Linked DNA regions of Homo sapiens: region 1 is linked to region 2. A link is a loop called in an ENCODE intact Hi-C map of the cell type or tissue named here. Cell type or tissue: GM12878. All regions are shown on one strand. Links, peaks and the distances in the headings refer to the core of each region. The heading gives the core; the rest is flanking DNA.

Region 1 (8,696 bases), core at 198-8,197, 150 kb before region 2:
CTACTTCTCGCCAATTTCTTTTCCTCTTTACCCCTAATAACTACTATTAGACTCTCTGTTTCTATTTATTTGACTTTTTAAATGCTTTTTAGTGCTATTCTGGTATCTTTTTTAAATTAATAAACTTTATTTTTTAGAGTGGTTTTAGGTTCACAGAAAAAAAAAAAAAGGCAACTCTTTCATTTCATTTTCCAAATGTTTGTTGCCAGTATATAAAAAGACAATAGATTTTCTTATATTGGTATTATACCCATAATCCTGATAAACTTTTTATTAAATCTAATAAGTTTTATACAAATTTGTTTCTATTTCCTATATATACATCATGACATCTACAAATAATAACAATTTTGTTTCTTTACAATCCTTATACTTTTATTTTTCTTGCCTTACTGTACTTTCTAAGACCTCCATTATAATGATTATTAGAGATCTCAGCCAGGCACGGTGACTCAGGCCTGTCATCCCAGCAGTTTGGGAGGCCAAGGTGAGAGGACTGCTTGAGCCCAGGAGTTCAAGACAAGTCTAGGCAACATGGGGAAATCCCATCTCCACAAAAAAGACAAAAGTAGCCAGGTGTGGTGGTGCACGCCCGGTTGTCAGCTACTCTGGAGGCTGAGGTGGGAGGATTGCTTGAGCCCAGAGATTGCAATGAGCCAAGATCACATCACCACACTCCAGCCTGGGCAACAGAGTGAGACCCACTCTCAAAAAAAAAAAAAAAAAAGAAAGAAAGAAAGAAAAAGAAAAGAAAAAAGATTGTTAGGACCCTTCCATCATTATTCATCTAAAAAGAAATATTTTCACCTTTTCACCATTAAGAATGACAACTGTGGCAGAATTTATGATTTGTTTTGTTTTGTTTATTTTTTAGGTATAAGTTATGTTAAGTGAATTAGTTTGAGAAGGATTTTATTAAAAATCACATGTGATATTGAATTTTATTAAATATTTGTCTATATCTATTGAAATAATCATATAATTTTTCTCCCTTAATCAAATACTTTAGAAAATTACGTTAACTGATGCTCAAAGTCACGCTAGCCTTGCATTCCTGGAATACACAGACTTCATTATGATCATCCCTTTGAGATGTTGCTGGATTTGGTTTGGCAATATATTGCCTAGAATTCTTGCATTCATGATCCTAAGTGTGGTCAGCCAGTAATTTTCCTGTCTTCTACTATCCTTGGTAGGTTTTGGCATCAAGATTTTGGAAGCCTCAAATTGAGGTGAGGAGTGTTTCCTCTCCTGCTGTACTCAAGAATAGTTTGTGAAAAATTGGAATTATTTTTTCTGGACTTTCTGGTAGAACCTGCCTTTGAAACTACCTTTGCCTAGACTTTTAAGATTGTTTTTGACTACTGTTTGATCTCTTTGAAGCATATATTATGTTTTTAAATTTTGGGTTTGTAATGTTATATTTACTCCCTGACTACAAATTATCTCATATAAAAAAAATTTTCATTAGCAGCTAAAAGAACACCACAGGAGGGCCTTAAGCTTCAAGCTTTTGAATGTAGAATTTTTGTTCAGGAGAATCACAGGAGCGATGAGCTAGCTCTGTCCAGAATTGAAAGCAGGTGATGACCAAAAAAAGAAAGAAGCCAGAGAACAAGGAAGATAGTTTCCAATGTTATTGATTGTATAAATCTCAGTTCATCATCCCAAAGAAAAAAAGATTTCATGCTCCACCTACCTAACTCATCTACCAAAAAGAGAGAATCGCCCATCACTAGGCTCTTCTTTTTAACTTACTTCTGGGCAACGCAACCCCTTTTTTCTTCTCTGCATTTATTTGATTTTAAATTGCATGAGCAATTTACATTAATATTTCTCTGTAGCATTCACAGTTTTCTGCTGGATTGGTCCAGGTCCAATTTATAAGCATGGAAACTGATTTCCAAAATCAATTAAGTGGCTCCAAGGAATGAGACTGCAGAGCCAAGATGCGAATCTGAGAATCCTAGGATTGGAAGGGACCTCAGAAATCATTTGGTGGCTTTTGTTGTACCATTGAGAAGGTCAATAGGGAACAGCCAGTGAGGGACAGAGCCCCAGCCAGAATCAAGGGTTTGACTGCTAGGTCAGCTTCCATTACCCGGAGAGATTTGCCCCCAATAGGAGTCACTTCACTGTTGCTTTTTAAAGATCTTTAAGGAGGGAAATGCTTGCTTTTGTGCAAAGTGTGCATAGTGATAGTTTACAGTTTCAAATCTCTAAGTCAATAACAGGAACATTTCCCCATATAGTGACCCTTGGTTGAAAAGGCAAGTTCAACCACTGTGGAAGACACTATGACGAGTCCTCAAAGATTTAGAACCAGAAATCTCATTTGACCCAGCAGTCCCATTACTGGGTATATACCCAAAGGAATATAAATCATTCTATTATAAAGACACATGCACACGTATGTTCATTGCAGCACTATTCACAGTAGCAAAGACATGAAATCAACCCAAATTCCCATCCATGATAGACTGGATAAAGAAAATGCAGTACATATACACCATGGAATACTATGCAGCCATAGAAAGGAATGAGATCATGTCTTTTGCAGGGACATGGATGAAGCTGGAAGCCATTATCCTCAGCAAACTAACGCAGGAACAGAAAACCAAACACCGCTTGTTCTCACTTTTAAGTGGGCACTGAACAATGAGAACACATGGACAGTGAGAGGAACAACACACACTGGGGCCTGTCGGGGGAGGCTGGGGAGGGGAGAGCATTCAGAAAAATAGCTAATGCATGCTGGGCTTAATACCTAGGTGATGGATTGATAGGTGCAGCAAACCATCGTGGCATGTGTTTACCTATGTAGCTACACATCCTCCACATGTATCCCAGAATTTAAAATTAAATTGAATTTAAAATTAAATTATATTAAAAAGAAAAGGCAGAAGCAATTATTAGTTAGCAGAGAAAGTGGCCTAAAATCACAAAGAAGAAAACGCTTGTGCATAAATGAATACTTCATACTCTAAATCTGTTTACATTTTATGAAGAACTTTTCAAAGGATCTGCTGGCTCATGTTTCTCTGATGTTTTATAGTTTACAGAGCAGTTTCTCCTGTGCTGTTTCATTTACTACAATTCAGCAAACCTTTATTTAGTTGAGACGGCTGCAGCTGTTTACCAAGGCCCTTGCCATGTGTGCAGGGAGACAAACATGTATACAACCTCTATCGTGCCTGACAGGCATGACACTTTCGAATGAGGCTTCCAGCACTGGCAGTGGGAAAGCAGTTGCACCACGTGGGTGTCAGGAGCAGTCTCACGGGCAGGATGCTTGAGTCAGCTCATCTGCAATTGGTGAGATTTCACCAGGAGGCCATGAAAAGGCCGACCCACCAGATGCGAAGGGAGGGAAGGTGCTGCATTGCCCGGGAGGAAGCAGCATGGCAGTGTGGCCGAGTGGGTAAAGGCGCGGGCTCCATAGTCAGAGACCTGGGTTTCAGTTCCAGGCTGCTATTTTTTTTTTTTTTTTTTTTTTTGAGACGGAGTCTCGCTCTGTCGCCCAGGCTGGAGTGCAGTGGCGCGATCCCGGCTCACTGCAAGCTCCAAATTCCGGGCTGCTATGTACTAGTTGTGTGACCTTAGACATATTCCTTTACTTCTCTCTGCCTCAGTTTCCCTGTAGATAAATGGGGGAGGGGTAATAACACAACATCACTCTTAAGATGAATATGCAAATTGATCTATAAAGCACTGAGCAAAATACTTGGCACATGGTAAATGTTACCTGTTGTTGTATCAGAAAACCATAAGTAGCTTGAGGAAGCTGGCTGGCGTGATTGGTACCGTAGCTTCCATGACAGAGCAATTGAACCTTATGGTATTGACAAGGAAGAAAGTTTCTCTGCAAGTTGGTAAGAGGCTCAGATTTGTGTTTTAGGAAAGAACTGGCCTATTATGAAAGGAGAGCGATTGGAAGCAAGGAATGGAGGAGGTGGGACTTCTATTAGTCACTGTGAGAAATGGCTTCATGCTTTGTCCATTGTGTGTGTGTGTTCATGCAAGTGCACGGGTGTGTGTGAGTGTGTGATTTCTATTTTCCCCATAGAATGTCATCTCCCCCATGGCAGGAGCCCTGGCTTCCTTACACTCCCAGGGCTCCTGCGCCTGGTACCCATGTGCTGGATGAATGAATGTGTGAAACTGCAATTCTCGCAATACTTGACCGTGGGCAGGAGCGGGACGGCGAGTAGGTTTTACAGATGAGGAAAACCACACCAGGAGTCTCCATGACTTCCTCACTGCCCTCACAGTAAGAGGCAGCACTGGGCCTAGAAAAGGGGACTTTTTACTCTTTGTGCCTGAACCTATCATATCAAACTGAGAGGTGTAATCATAATGCTTACTGCTCATGATTTGAACTAGTTCACCTCAGACCAAGAACAGAATATTAGAACTCAATAAATTAATAAACAAATTATAATTATTGTTTTTATAGCGATGGAATGGAGTCTCACTATGTTGCCCAGACTGGTCTCAAATTCCTGGGCTCAAGCCATCCTCCCACCTCAGCCTCCCAAAGTGCTTGAATTATAGGTGTGAGCCAACACGCTTAGCTAACTTTTTAAATTTTTTGTAGAGATGGGAAGGGAGTGGGGGGGGTCTTGCTATGTTCTCCAGGCTGGTCTCGAACTTCTGGCCTCAAGCAACCCTCCCGCCTTAGCCTCCCAAAGTGCTGGGATTACAGGCATGAGCCACTGTGCCCAGCCTATGAATTGCGATTCTAATTTTAAAAACTAAGACGTTCTGCTGGTGCACACTAGATGGCAGCAACGCGCATCATTTTAAGGACGGTGAAAGTAGCGGCCGCATCCCTTGGTAGGGTCTGTATAGCCCTGGCCCTCGGCTAGGGCTGGGTTTTATTATTTCATGTAAGCTTCCCAACCTCTCAGTATTGCAGATACTTAGCAGAAAGGATTAAGTCCCGAGTTGCCGAAGCCTAACGTCACCAACCTTGCTATTGCCAAGAGCAGGCATGGAAAGGTTTTCCTTCCTCTCTGGAGGCCAGCAATTGACTATCTTGCCCAGTCATAAAAGAAGACACTTAGGAGAAGCCTTGATTCCTAGAAACGGCTGAATTAGGCGTTCTTGCTGCAGGGACAAAGGCTTCCTCCGGGCCTTAGAACGGGCCGAGAAAACCTACCATCTGCCTTCCTCGCCGGGAAGGCACCTTGACTTTGGCTGGGCTGGGCCAGCCCTGGACACACTGATGACAAGCGACGCCTGCCAGTGCCCAGCTCCCTCTTTCCAGGCCCTGTCATTTAATGGCAAATATTTATTGAGGGCCTACTATGCGCCAGGCCTTATGTCCCAGCCTCCAACCCCACATGCTTCACCCCCACACTGTCTGTCACTGACCATCCTCCTGTCCCAGGCTCCTCATGGCTCCTGACTGGCTTCCCCACCGCCTGGTCCCACTTCTCCGTTGCCAAGCCAAAAGGGGTTGTCCCAGCTGTACCCAATGCTTGAGGATGTATTAAGGTATCTCTGCCAGGTAGAAAAGGGTAAATGCGTTGTCTTTCCCCAGACAACAGCATGTTGAAATTTTACCGCTACACAGTGGTTGGGACTTTAAAGGTTAATGCAGGGCTGGGCGCAGTGGCTTATGCCTGTAATCCCAGCACTTTGGGAGGCCCAGGGGGGTGGATCACCTGAGGTCAGAAGTTTGAGACCAGCCTGGCCAATAAGGTGAAACCCCGTATCTACTAAAAATACAAAAATTAGCCAGGCATGGTGGCATGGTGGCACATGCCTGTAATCCCAGCTACTTGGGAGGCTGAGGCAGGAGAATCGCTTGAACCTGGGAGGCAGAGGTTGCAGTGAGCTGAGATCGTGCCATTGCACTCCAGCCTGGGCAACAAGAGTGAAACTCCGTCTCAAAAAAAAAAAAAGGTTAACACGGTAGGATTTTAGAAGAGGCATTTGAGGGCAGCTGGACGTTATGGCTTCAAATCATACCACGTGGTGAGGGGTTGTATCTAGGATGGCCCTGGCCCTGCACGTTGGGTGTGTGAGCAACACTGCAGCCACTCTGCCCCACCCCAGAGCCTGTGACTGAGCCTGGACTTCCTGAACTTCATAAATAAGTGTAGATAACAAATATAAACAAAAGAACAGCAATCATCATCATCACTAATGTTTACTAAGCACTTTACATGAATCTCCTCTAACACTTTTTTTTTTCAACAGGACATCTCCCTCTGACACCCAGGCTGGAGTGCAGTGGTGCAATCGTGGCTCACTGCAGCCTCAACTTCCTGGACTCAAGCAATCCTCCCACCTCATCCTCTCAAGTGGCTGGGACTACAGGCCGGTGCCACCACATCTGGCTAAATTTTTTTTATTTTTTGTAGAGACAGGGTCTCACTATGTTGCCCAGGCTGGTCTGGAACTCCTGGCCTCAAGTGATCCTCTCATCTCGGCCTCCCAAAGTGCTGAGATTGCAGGCATAAGCCACTATACCTACCCTACTCCTTTAACTCTTACAACGGCTCAATGAGGCAAACAAAATCATTATGCCCATTTTATTTTACTTTTTATTTTTTGAGATGGAGTCTTGCCCTGTTGTCCAGGCTGGAGTTAAATGGTGCAATCTCGGCTCACTACAACCTCTGCCCCCTGGGTTCAAGTGATTCTTGTGTCTCAGCCTCCTGAATAGCTGGGATTACAGGCGCGTAACATTATGCCTGGCTACTTGTTGTATTTTTAGTAGAGACGGGGTTTCGCCCTGTTGGCCAGGCTGGCTTCGAACTCCTGACCTCAAGTGATCCACCTGCCTCGGCCTCCCAAAGTACTGGGATTACAGATGTGAGCAACCATGCCTGGTCAGTTACGCCCATTTTACAGATGAGAAAACTGGGGCCAAAGCATTTATTTTCCCAGAATCACAAAGCTAGAAAGCGATGGGACTATGATTCAAATCCAAGTTCTCTGATTCCAGAGCCTGTGCTCCTTATTCTATTGCCCACTCAATTTTTCCCCCAAAATCCAAGCCAACATCCAATGTGAATTCCATCTGACCTTGGTTATGGAAAGCAGCCCCCTCCCCGACACCCCCCCCACCCCTGCTCCCACACACACAGCCATTCTATTGAAGGAGACTAGCCCCAGATGCCCCCTGGCTTCTTGCTGTCAGTAGTGAGAATTAGTCCAACAGTTGGAGAAAAGAAGCCACCGATAACTGAGAGTTGGCTATTGCCTTCGTTCTCTGCATTTTGCTCTTGTAAAAAGCAATGTGTGTGTGTGGAGCCTCTAAGTATGTCCATATGGTGACATAGACAAGACCGCGGTACTTGCTTGTGACAACTGGATCTGACCTTCCCTGGAACTCTTAGGAAAATGTAAATTGCTCTTTCGTGGCCCCAACAGCACATTTTGTACCCACTTTGGTCAAGGTCACTATACAAGGAGGATCCTGGCATGCTGGGAACACTTGCTTACCTTGGGGCCTCCCAAGAATCAGCCCATGGATGGAGACTCTGCCCTACTCACTTTTTATTCTCATGCCGACTAGCACAAGGCAGGTACTCGATGTGTGTCAGTTGACACAAAATAAAGTGAGCATGTCCTAGGGAGGTGAGACAATGGGAAAAGGTGGGTCTCCTCTTGACTCTCATCACCCTTGCTGCCTGGGGTTCCTGTTCCTCCACCTCACTTCCCTGGGGCCTCCCAGTCTGTCTTGCCTCATTGTTCTGTCCCAGGGAGAGAGGGGTGACAATGTCCTAGAGCCAAAGCCATCCCGTGCAAAATCAGGTAGGAGGAAAGTACATACAGTGCTACCCAAAGGGCCAGCCCAGCCTGGAGGAATATGATGCTTTGGGGAGGTACCTGGGGATCCTGTATAGGCAACATAAGCCATGATGGAAAATAAAGTAATACAAGCAGTAACCTCCAAGACAGAAAATTGATTCATTAGTGCCTCTAGTTTGCATGACTATGGAAAAGAACCCTCCCGGCTGAATAACCAGTTATGATCAGCAGTTAAGACCTCTCTTTTGTTTTGTTTGTAAGAAGACCTCTCTTTTGTTTTGTTTTGTTTGTAAGAAGAAGAGAAGAAAGAGAGGAGGGAAGAGAGGGAGGGCAAGTCAATGAGTTGTGCTGAGGATGAGAGGAGAGATTTATCTTTAAGACTAATAGCTTGTCAATGAGAGCTAGCCTGCCTTTGAGCAGCAGCAATAGCCTGCCTTTGAGATCAGCCAAGTCCCTATTATATATTAAATTCCCTTGCCTGAAAAATAAATTGTGGAAGAAAAAGGGAAATTATGTACATTCCATTTTATGGGAATCAGACTTGTCCGTGATCTTCCCGTCTGTCTAGTGGTTTCCACTTGGCTGGATTTATTGGCATGACTTGCCTTGTGGGTTCACTCTCACTGGGCTCCTGCCTCTTTAGGGGGCTAAAAGTCTTTGTGGGCCCTGCAACAATATGAAAGAGGTCTCTTCCATGCAGACCCATCACCGTGTCCACAGAGAGAACCCATGGGCAGTGTTCTGAGATTGCAGGGTGGCATCTTCCAGCACATAGGTAAGTAACAAGCTTTGTGGTAAATTTGCAATGCAAAATAACCACTTACCAGCTGCCAGAGTAGATACGTTTTACTTTTAAGTAAAATATTAAGTAAATACAGATATTTACTTAAATATCTGTAGTGCCTAACTGGAGTTGCTTTGAATTTCTT
Region 2 (8,696 bases), core at 135-8,134:
ACATTTGTACATTAACAGAAATAAATAATACAGATATGTCTGATGTTCTCCTCTGCACTAGAACTCAGAAAATGTGAAAATATCATCTTGGTTTTGCTTCTCATTTGCCATATGGCATTAACATATCACTTAATTTCTCTATGACTCAATTTCTTTACCCATAAAGTGAAAATTCTATCTGTCCCATCCTATGGCAAGGCATTTTAATGGCAGGTCCAAATAAAATGATTGCAAAAGCATTATGAAGAATGCCACACAAATGCAAGTATTGGTATGAGTGTGCTTACTACAAAACACAAAAACCATCCTCCTTTTTGTGCATCGGACAGGAGAGGTCTTTCTTAGATGCTTCCTCTGTCCCATCATCTTCGTGGCCAGCTGCACAAAGCAGGTAATAAATTGCCTCCTAATTATAAGAAGGGATATACATAGCATATCTGGTCTAGTAGGTGCTCAATAAATATTAACTTCCTTACTTTGCATGAATGGGCATAGGAGTCAAAGCCTGGTCCCAACCTGCTCACCAAGTGTCACGGGGAATCCATTTCCAGGATTCTAAAAATAATAATCAGCCATTATCTTTCTTGAATGTGATTTGATTCAAAATGGAAAATACTGAGTGTGGTAGGGAGAGGAAACTATGCCTGAGGAACCACTTAGTTACAACAGGGCCCCAGCTTTGTGATTCAGGACATGCTGCTGGAGAAATGTAGTTCTTTTCATGGGCAGGACCTGACTGTCCTTTCTGCCCAAGGGTGCAATTCACTTATTTGGCTACAAAAAGCTCCTTTACTGCCTGTCTCGCATTCTCCACTTTATAAATCTTCCAGGGGTGTCAACTGCTCAGAAGGCAGTGGCTATTTTAGTAAGTCTGAAATGATCCCCAAGGGCTTGTCACCTGTATACACCAAGAATGGCTTTTAGGTTTCCGTTTCCCGTTCGTCTAAGCAAGCCTGAGAAAGAACACACTGTGGCTGTCTGATTCAGATGGTCCTTTCTTCCCCCACATCTCCATTCATTTATAACTCATTCTTTCTGGTTCACTGTGACTGTGATTGTAACTGAGCACAGGACCCTGGAGAGACTCCTCAGCTTGTAGGGGGATGTGGCTGTTAAAGAGAGAACCTCTCTCCCAGAGGGCTTGGCTACTGAGACGTATTTTTCTTCCTTTCTCTTTTACAAGTGGAAAATAATGCCTGGGAGGAAAATGAGACAAACAGCGGCAATTCCAATTTCACCTAAGCTAGGATTTATTTTATTTTTTTTACTATTCCCAGCTCCCAGATAAATTCTCTCCCTGATTTCTGTTATATGTCACTTTGGCTGACATATGTCAAGTTCTTAACATTGATGAAAAATAACCCATTGGGTGGAAATGAATATCATGACACAGAGGTGATTTTACAGTTTTGTTGTTTTAATGAATGAAAGGTTAACAATAAGAATTGGACTAATAGTGTTGGAAACAAGCCCTCGATTTATCTGCAGAACAGACCCAAACTTCTCAGCTCTCCTCCCTCCTCTCCAGTTGACCACTCTGCAAGGTTGGTTACTCTAAAACTCCACCAGTGTCCTCTCGGGGAAGAGGTGATAGGTGATTAAACAGATTGTCCGTAATGCATGGCTTATCTTTCTTTAGGCTGTGATCTTGCTTGACAGTCATTAGTTACATGTGTATGCATCTTACCCACTTAAAAAAATGTTTTTTTTATTTCAATAGCTTTAGAGGTACAAGCGGTTTTTGGTGACATAGATGAATTATATAGTGAGGGAGTCTGGGCCTTTAGTGTACCTGTCACCCAAATAGTGTACATTGTACCTAATAGGGAATTTTTCATTCCTCACCCCCGTCCACCCTCCCTCCTCCTGAGTCTCCAGTGTCCACTGTACCACTCTGTATGCCCATCGCTTAGCTCCCATTTAGGAGTGAGAACATGCAGTATTTGGTTTTCCATTCCTGAGTTACTTCACTTAGGATAATGGCCTCCAGCTCCATCAAAGTTGCCCAAAAGACATTTATTCTTTTTTATAGCTGAGGCGTATTCCATAGCATATAAATGCCACATTTTCTTTATCCACTCATTGCTTGATGGGCACTTAGGTTGATTGCATGTCTTTGCAATTGTGAATTGTGCTGCAATACACATATGAGTGCAAGGTGTTGATATAATGACTTCTTTTCCTTTGGGTGGGTACCCAGCAGTGGGACTGCTGGGTCAAATAGTAGATCTACTCTTAGTTCCTTGAGAGCTCGCCATACTGTTTTCCATTGAGGTTGTACTGATTTACCTTCCATTTTCTCCTTTTTTTTTTTTTTTTTTTTTTGAGACGGAGTCTCACTCTGTCACCCAGGCTGGAGTGCAGTGGCACAATCTCTGCTCACTGCAAGCTCCGCCTCCTGGATTCACGCCATTCTCCTGCCTCAGTCTCCCAAGTAGCTGGGACTATAGGCACCCACCACCAGGCCTGGCTAATTTTTTTGTATTTTTAGTAGAGACGGGGTTTCACCGTGTTAGCCAGGATAGTCTTGATCTCCTGACCTCGTGATCCGCCTGCCTCGGCCTCCCAAAGTGCTGGGATTACAAGTGTGAGCCACTGTGCCCGGCTCCATTTTCTCCTCTTTTAAATGGAGAACTTCCTAAGATGGGCCATTCACGTTTTTCCCACAGAAAGTCTTCCACATAGCAGACACTCAATTATAATTACAAATATTTGTTGGTTGAATGAATGAAGGAAAGAAAATATTTTAAAAGGTACAGACAAGAAGAATTCCGGGAGCTGTGAGGCTCAATTTAGTTGTATGCTGTCATTCATCACCACAGTCTTGGCCAGATTTTCAGTGCTACAAATCGATACTAACCAACTGGTAGGCAGAGACGTATAACCATCTCCTATAAAATTGCTAATTCAGTCTGGGTGCAGTGGCTCAGGCCTGTAGTCCCAGCACTTTGGGAGGCCAAGGTGGGTGGATCACTTGAGGTCAGGAGTTTGAAGCCAGCCTGACCAACTTGGTGAAACCCCGTCTCTACTAAAAAAAGTACAAAAAAATTAGCCAGGCATGGTGGTGGGTGACTGTAGTCCCAGCTACTCGGGAGGCTGAGGCAGGAGGAATCACTTGAACCTGGGAGGCGGAGGTTGCAGAGGAGCCAAGATCGTGCCATTGCACTCCAACCTGGGTGACAAAGTTAGACTCCATCTCAAAAAAAAAAAAAAAAAAAGATTGCTAATTCAAACAGTAATATGGATTGCTGTTTGAAAATGAAACAAGGCATTTGCAGTCAACAATTCTGGACTCATCTCAGAGTTATATGCCATGGTCTGTACCAATGACCAATGCTCTCAGTAAGGGCTGTCTCCAGATGCCAAGGCAATGCGGTAAACACCCTCTAATATTGCCCCAACCAACTCATATATTCAAATATGTATTGAGATGCTGACACAGTTAAGGAAGGCAGAATTTGTTAAGTCTTCTGCGGAGAAACTGAAAAAATGGAGTGAGAATCCATTTTTAGCGGAAAAAAAAAAAGGCGATATAAAACATTTTCTTAAGAGGTTTAGCATATTTGAAAAGACGTGCCAAAAAAAAAAAGTATTCTTTTACTAATTCAATTAAAATGATCTCAGTCACTTCGGTATTTTCCATTTCTGGTCAAAATCTAGACAACAAAGAAGGAAGTGTCATCTGAGGTAATTATGGTCTAACCAGGAGCAAAATAGGCCCCAGGCCTCACAAGGAAGCTTGACTGAAAGAGGAACTTTGACTTAGTAAAACCGAACTGCTGGGGTCGAACTGACCAGCCCTAATTTGGAGCAGGTGCAATCACTCTGGCCATTTGCTGACAGGCAGCATGAACGAGGGGAAACAAAAAGCCCGGAGAAGTACTGAGTGCTAAGAGGCTTTCAGAGGCGCCTGTTGCTAGGGAACCACTTCCTCTGTGTTCATACCCAGCGAACTCAAGCTATTCAGATATCACTGGAATAATCTCTCTCAGGCTCCGAGGGGAAAAGAAACAGCTCTCAAAGCTCAGACGTCATGGTAACACTGGGAAAAGCCCAGCTTTTCCAGCAGACACCGAAGAGCCAATGATACCAGGAGAAAACCAGAAGTGAATGGGCATCTTGTGTTTTATTGAGACACAGAGGACAGGCACCTTCTGCCTGACCCCACCCAGGTGCGTCGGTGGCAAACAGTGACACACCCACAACCCACATGTAATTTTACTATCAGTTCTTTGAGAATGAGATACTGTTCTCTTCATCTTCAGAACCCACGTCATCTAGCCCAGTACTTTCCACACCATTCTCCAAGTTGGTTTAATTCAAGTTCTTCATTCCATAAATATTTATCGAGGACTTGGTTCTATGTGCACTGCATGGATGCTATGATAGAGATTAAAAAAGACACAGAGACAATTCCCCTAAAGAAGCTTCCTGGTCTTAGAAACACAAACGAGGATGAGGTTTGTCTACAAATAATGGTAACACAATGGCAGTATAAACAACATGGTAGGTTTCATTCGTAAGCCAAATATAAAATTCTAAGCCCCACAACCAGCTGAATGGACCTCTCCTCTTGGCCAAGGGCATTCTAAAATAAGCACACCAGTTCAGGCCATGATGGGAATGCATGATCAGACATGCCTCAGTTTATATTGCTCCCTTTGGAATTCAGGCACTGCTGACTAACATTAGCATTAAAACAGAGACCATAAGACTGACAAAACAGACTCTGCGTAGCAATAAGATAACCACATGACAGACAGCAGGACCTGAAAGAAATCAAGATATTTTATCCCAAAATACATTTCTTTGACACATTTTGAAATGGCACTGCAAAGCTGTCTCTTGTGGGGAAAACCTATGTTTTATAGAGAATTCCCTTTCCTTTCCAGGTCTTTTTTCTGATCTAGGAGAGAATTAACTAAGAGTCTGGCACCTTTTAAAGTCTGTTAAGAAACATTTACCATCTAGTCTCTCTGAAGCCTGCTATCTGGAGGCTTCATCTACATAATAAGAACCTTAGTCTCCACAACTTCTTATCTTAACCCAGACACTCCCTTCTATTGATTCCACATCTTTAGATAATCACTTAACACTTTCAAGCACTTGCCAATCAGAAAATCTTTGAATCCACCTGTGACCTGGACACCCCCCACTTCGAGTTGTCCCACCTTTTCCAGACTGAACCAATGTACATCTTACCTGTATTAATTTATGTCTTATGTTTCCTTAAAGTGTATAAAACCAAGCTGTAGTCTGACCACCTGGGCACATGTTCTTAGGATCTCCTGGGGCTGTGTCACAGGCCATGGTCACTCATATTTGGCTCGGAATACATCTCTTCAAATTTTTTATAGAGTTTGACTCTTTTCATTGGCACATTGTTTGACCATTACACATAATAAGGGCCAGTGGGCACTCAGTGCAGAGTTAGTATTGCTGCTCTTCAGTCATCAGAGATGCAGGCATGTCCTGTGCGTTTCCTCCAGTATCCTTAACACATGGTTTCATCTCTTGGGTCAACACCTGGTCCGAGGTGGCTGCCATAGTATCCTGTCAATGTCCCAGATAGGAAGAAGGAGGAAGGACGTGCTCCCTGGAGGAAGCTTTCCAGAAGCCCCACTTTTGTCAATGCTACATTTGAGGTCTTCCTAGCAAAAGCATGAAAGCCTCTTCACCTGCATTATTGTTTTGGGTTGTAAAATCAGTCTTATTCGCATACAGTTTTTTTTTTTCATTAGGAAGGTTATATAAGCTCATTACAGAAAATTTGGAAAATAAACGAATTCATTCTTAACTCTGATTTTTTTTTTCTTTTGCCATTGAGATGGAGTCTTGCTCTGTCACCCAGGCTGGAGTGCAGGAGTGCAGTGGCATGATGATCTGCCTCCCAGCTTCAAGCAATTCTCCCACCTCAGCTTCCCTAGTAGCTGGGATTACAGGTACCCACCACCATGCCTGGCTCATTTTTGTATTTTAAGTAGAGATGGGGTTTCACCATGTTGGCCAGGCTGGTCTCGAACTCCCGACCTGAGGTAATCCTCCCACCCTGGCCTCCCAAAGTGCTGGGATTACAGGCATGAGCCACCGCGCCCGGCCTCTCGATACTTATTTAAGAGTAACAAATACTTATTGCTTACGTATTGTGCTACGTATTGAGCATTCTGGTTTAGTTCCTCCATTCCATAAAACTATGCATCAGTTGTTGTGTTCTGTACTTACAGTTATGGTAAACATTTTTATATCCTACTTCTTTCTACACAGCATTAAATCATTAGCTTTCTTTCTATTTTGTTATATCACTAAATTTCAAGAAGTCGTATATGCTCATAGTAAAAGTAAAAATAATATTTTTTAAAAACTCAACCATATTCCCTTGCTCTTATGCTTACAATGCACTCTACTCCAATTTTAGGATAAGTTCAGCGTTAAGTGTTAATGATAGTGAAGGAAACTTCTAGCGTCTGAGCTACATCCCAGAGTTCCCCAGTAGGATGAAACTCCAGTCACCAAAAATGATACTCTTCCTAATAAGCAATGCTTTATTGGCCTCTTTCTACTACTGACGCTTCCTGAGACAACCTCCAAATTAAGCAAGCTGTACTAGAATCCTTGTCTCAGGGTCTACTTCTGGGGGAACCAAATTAAGACACCACTTGACAACTTTAGCTAGTATATCATTGGCCAGCCCTATCTATAAGGAGCCTGGGAAATATTGTTTTAGAGCTTGGGCTATAACTGCACTTGACAATATTAGGATTCTCTGGCTAAAGAATATGAATATTGGATAAACATCTGGCCATCTCTGCCATGTGTGGATAAGATATATCCACACATGGCTGGGCGCAGTGGCTCACGCCTATAATCCCAGCACTTTGGGAGGCTGAGGCGGGCAGATCACCTGAGGTCGGGAGTTCGAGGCCAGCCTGACCAACATGGAGAGACCCCGTCACTACTAAAAATACAAAATGAGCCAGGCGTGGTGGTGCATGCCTGTAATCCCAGCTACTTAGGAGGCTGAGGCAAAATTGCTTGAACCTGGGAAGCAGAGGTTGCAGTGAGCTGGGATCGCGCCATTGCACTCCAGCCTGTGCAACAAGAGTGAAACCCCGTCTCAAAAAACAAAACAAAACAGATATATCCACACATAACCGTAAATTATGAGCCATAAGAAGGGGACTGGGGAGATTACTTTTTTGTAGGTACTTAATGACTTCCTTGAGACTGTAGAATTTGACTTGCACCCTCAAGGCTAGGTGGGATTTTAATAGGCGAATAGATAATCTGACGGTGTGTAGGGTTTATAAGAACAGGTAAAGCCTGGACACAGAAAGACAAGTTAGGAGATGATGAAAATGGTTTGGGTGTAAGAGAATAATAACCCAAACCAGAGTGTGATACCAAGACTGGAAAATTAGGAATATGTGTGAGAAATACAGCAAAGGAACTCAATAAGATTCATACAGAGGTGAAGTGGAAAGAAGGAATCCAACATGACCTTGAAGCTTGAAGCCAGGATGGAGGGTAGCACCATAAACAGAAGTTGTACAGTCGGAGAGAAGGGCCAAGTTCGAGGGATGTTTGTTGTCTTTGATTCTACCAGAGTTAAACATAATGTTTTGATGGAGTGAAGTCAGATCTAAAACATAGATATTCAACTTCAAATGTTAAAAAAAAAAAGCAGTGACTCTTATTTCTATACTTCATCTCAATCAAAGCATGACTTTCTATGCACATGGAAAATTCCATGAGCTCACCCTCCTGCAGAGCTCCTTCCTGACAGAAACCAGGAGGGTTAGGCTTTCTAAAGAGCACCAGATCCCAGATCCCTGCTGATAAACTCACTAAGTCAGAAAGATACAAAATCAACCCTCTCACTATAGAGAGAAATTCTCAACTCTGTCCAGATACGTATTGGTTTTTGCAGAGCTGCGGAAATAACGAAAATATAGGGGTTTGGACTCAACCAGGCCTGGACTGAGTCCTGGCTCCAGCTCTTTCTTGCCATGCAACCTTGGTTAAATTAACTTTTAAAGCTTGAGTTTTCTTACCTGCAAAGGGGAGAAAATATAGTACTACTTTCTAGGGCTGTTAAGAGAATTAAGTAAAAAATCCATGTAAAGCACTTAGCATGGCACGTTATGCATTGTTCTAAGTGTTCTAAGAACACTACTTAGAAAATGTTAGCATTGTTATTGCTATAGTATCAAGGGTAGCGTGGATACCAGACGTTTTGTGTTCAGTTGTGAGAAAAGACTATTTAAGGTAATACGCTCCTGAATGTGCTAAAATCAAATACCGCAGCTGGACCAGATTAACTCAGGACACCACCAGTGGACTAGAATTGGTAGGAAACTGAGAAAGTTATAGTCATCCGAAGGAGTTAATGCAATTATCCATTTTCTTTAAGCCCTTTCAGGTTGTTGGGAGAAACCACATACTGTGAGCCCACTTGCAGCATAGCAGTCATGAAACGAATTCAGGCACAGAAAAAAATGTGATGCATGGACTTCTAGAAACATGGCCATCAGGGTTGAGCGTCATAACTGGCCTTGGCTGAACACAAAACCAAGAAGGCAAAACTCGCAATCCCTGAGTAGAGAGAAGGCTCCATAAATGTTGAATGAACACATGGACAAATTACACTTGTGACCTAATGGTCCACTGCCACGGTATTTACAATTAAGGCCAAATAC

Evidence for each region. A loop is a pair of places that touch in the nucleus more often than their neighbours do. Peaks named below come from ENCODE experiments on the same cell type or tissue, not always from the same donor. Only the 100,000 strongest peaks of a DNase experiment are listed, where the experiment ranks them.
Region 1: it touches region 2 in a loop (3.0-fold over the local background); 3 of 110 quality-filtered maps call a loop at or near these places.

The regions. Positions count from the first base shown.
Region 1 is chr10:14,494,324-14,503,019 of GRCh38, forward strand. No RefSeq gene overlaps it. Among named protein-coding and RNA genes, the nearest start is that of MIR1265, 62 kb to the left of the region's middle. In GM12878, for the core only: a CTCF peak has its summit at 4,781 (motif pointing right); no DNase peak of the experiment used is centred there.
Region 2 is chr10:14,644,487-14,653,182 of GRCh38, forward strand. All of the region lies in intron 2 of FAM107B (family with sequence similarity 107 member B), which reads right to left. It overlaps LOC105376429 (a long non-coding RNA gene), which reads left to right and starts at 8,261. Exons shown (of 5, transcript XR_930691.4): 1 at 8,261-8,347. RefSeq lists enhancers at 839-988, 3,506-3,675, 4,179-5,378, 4,206-4,706. In GM12878, for the core only: no CTCF peak of the experiment used is centred there; DNase peaks (open chromatin) are centred at 945, 3,385 and 3,795; H3K4me3 peaks cover 831 bases; H3K27ac peaks cover 2,962 bases.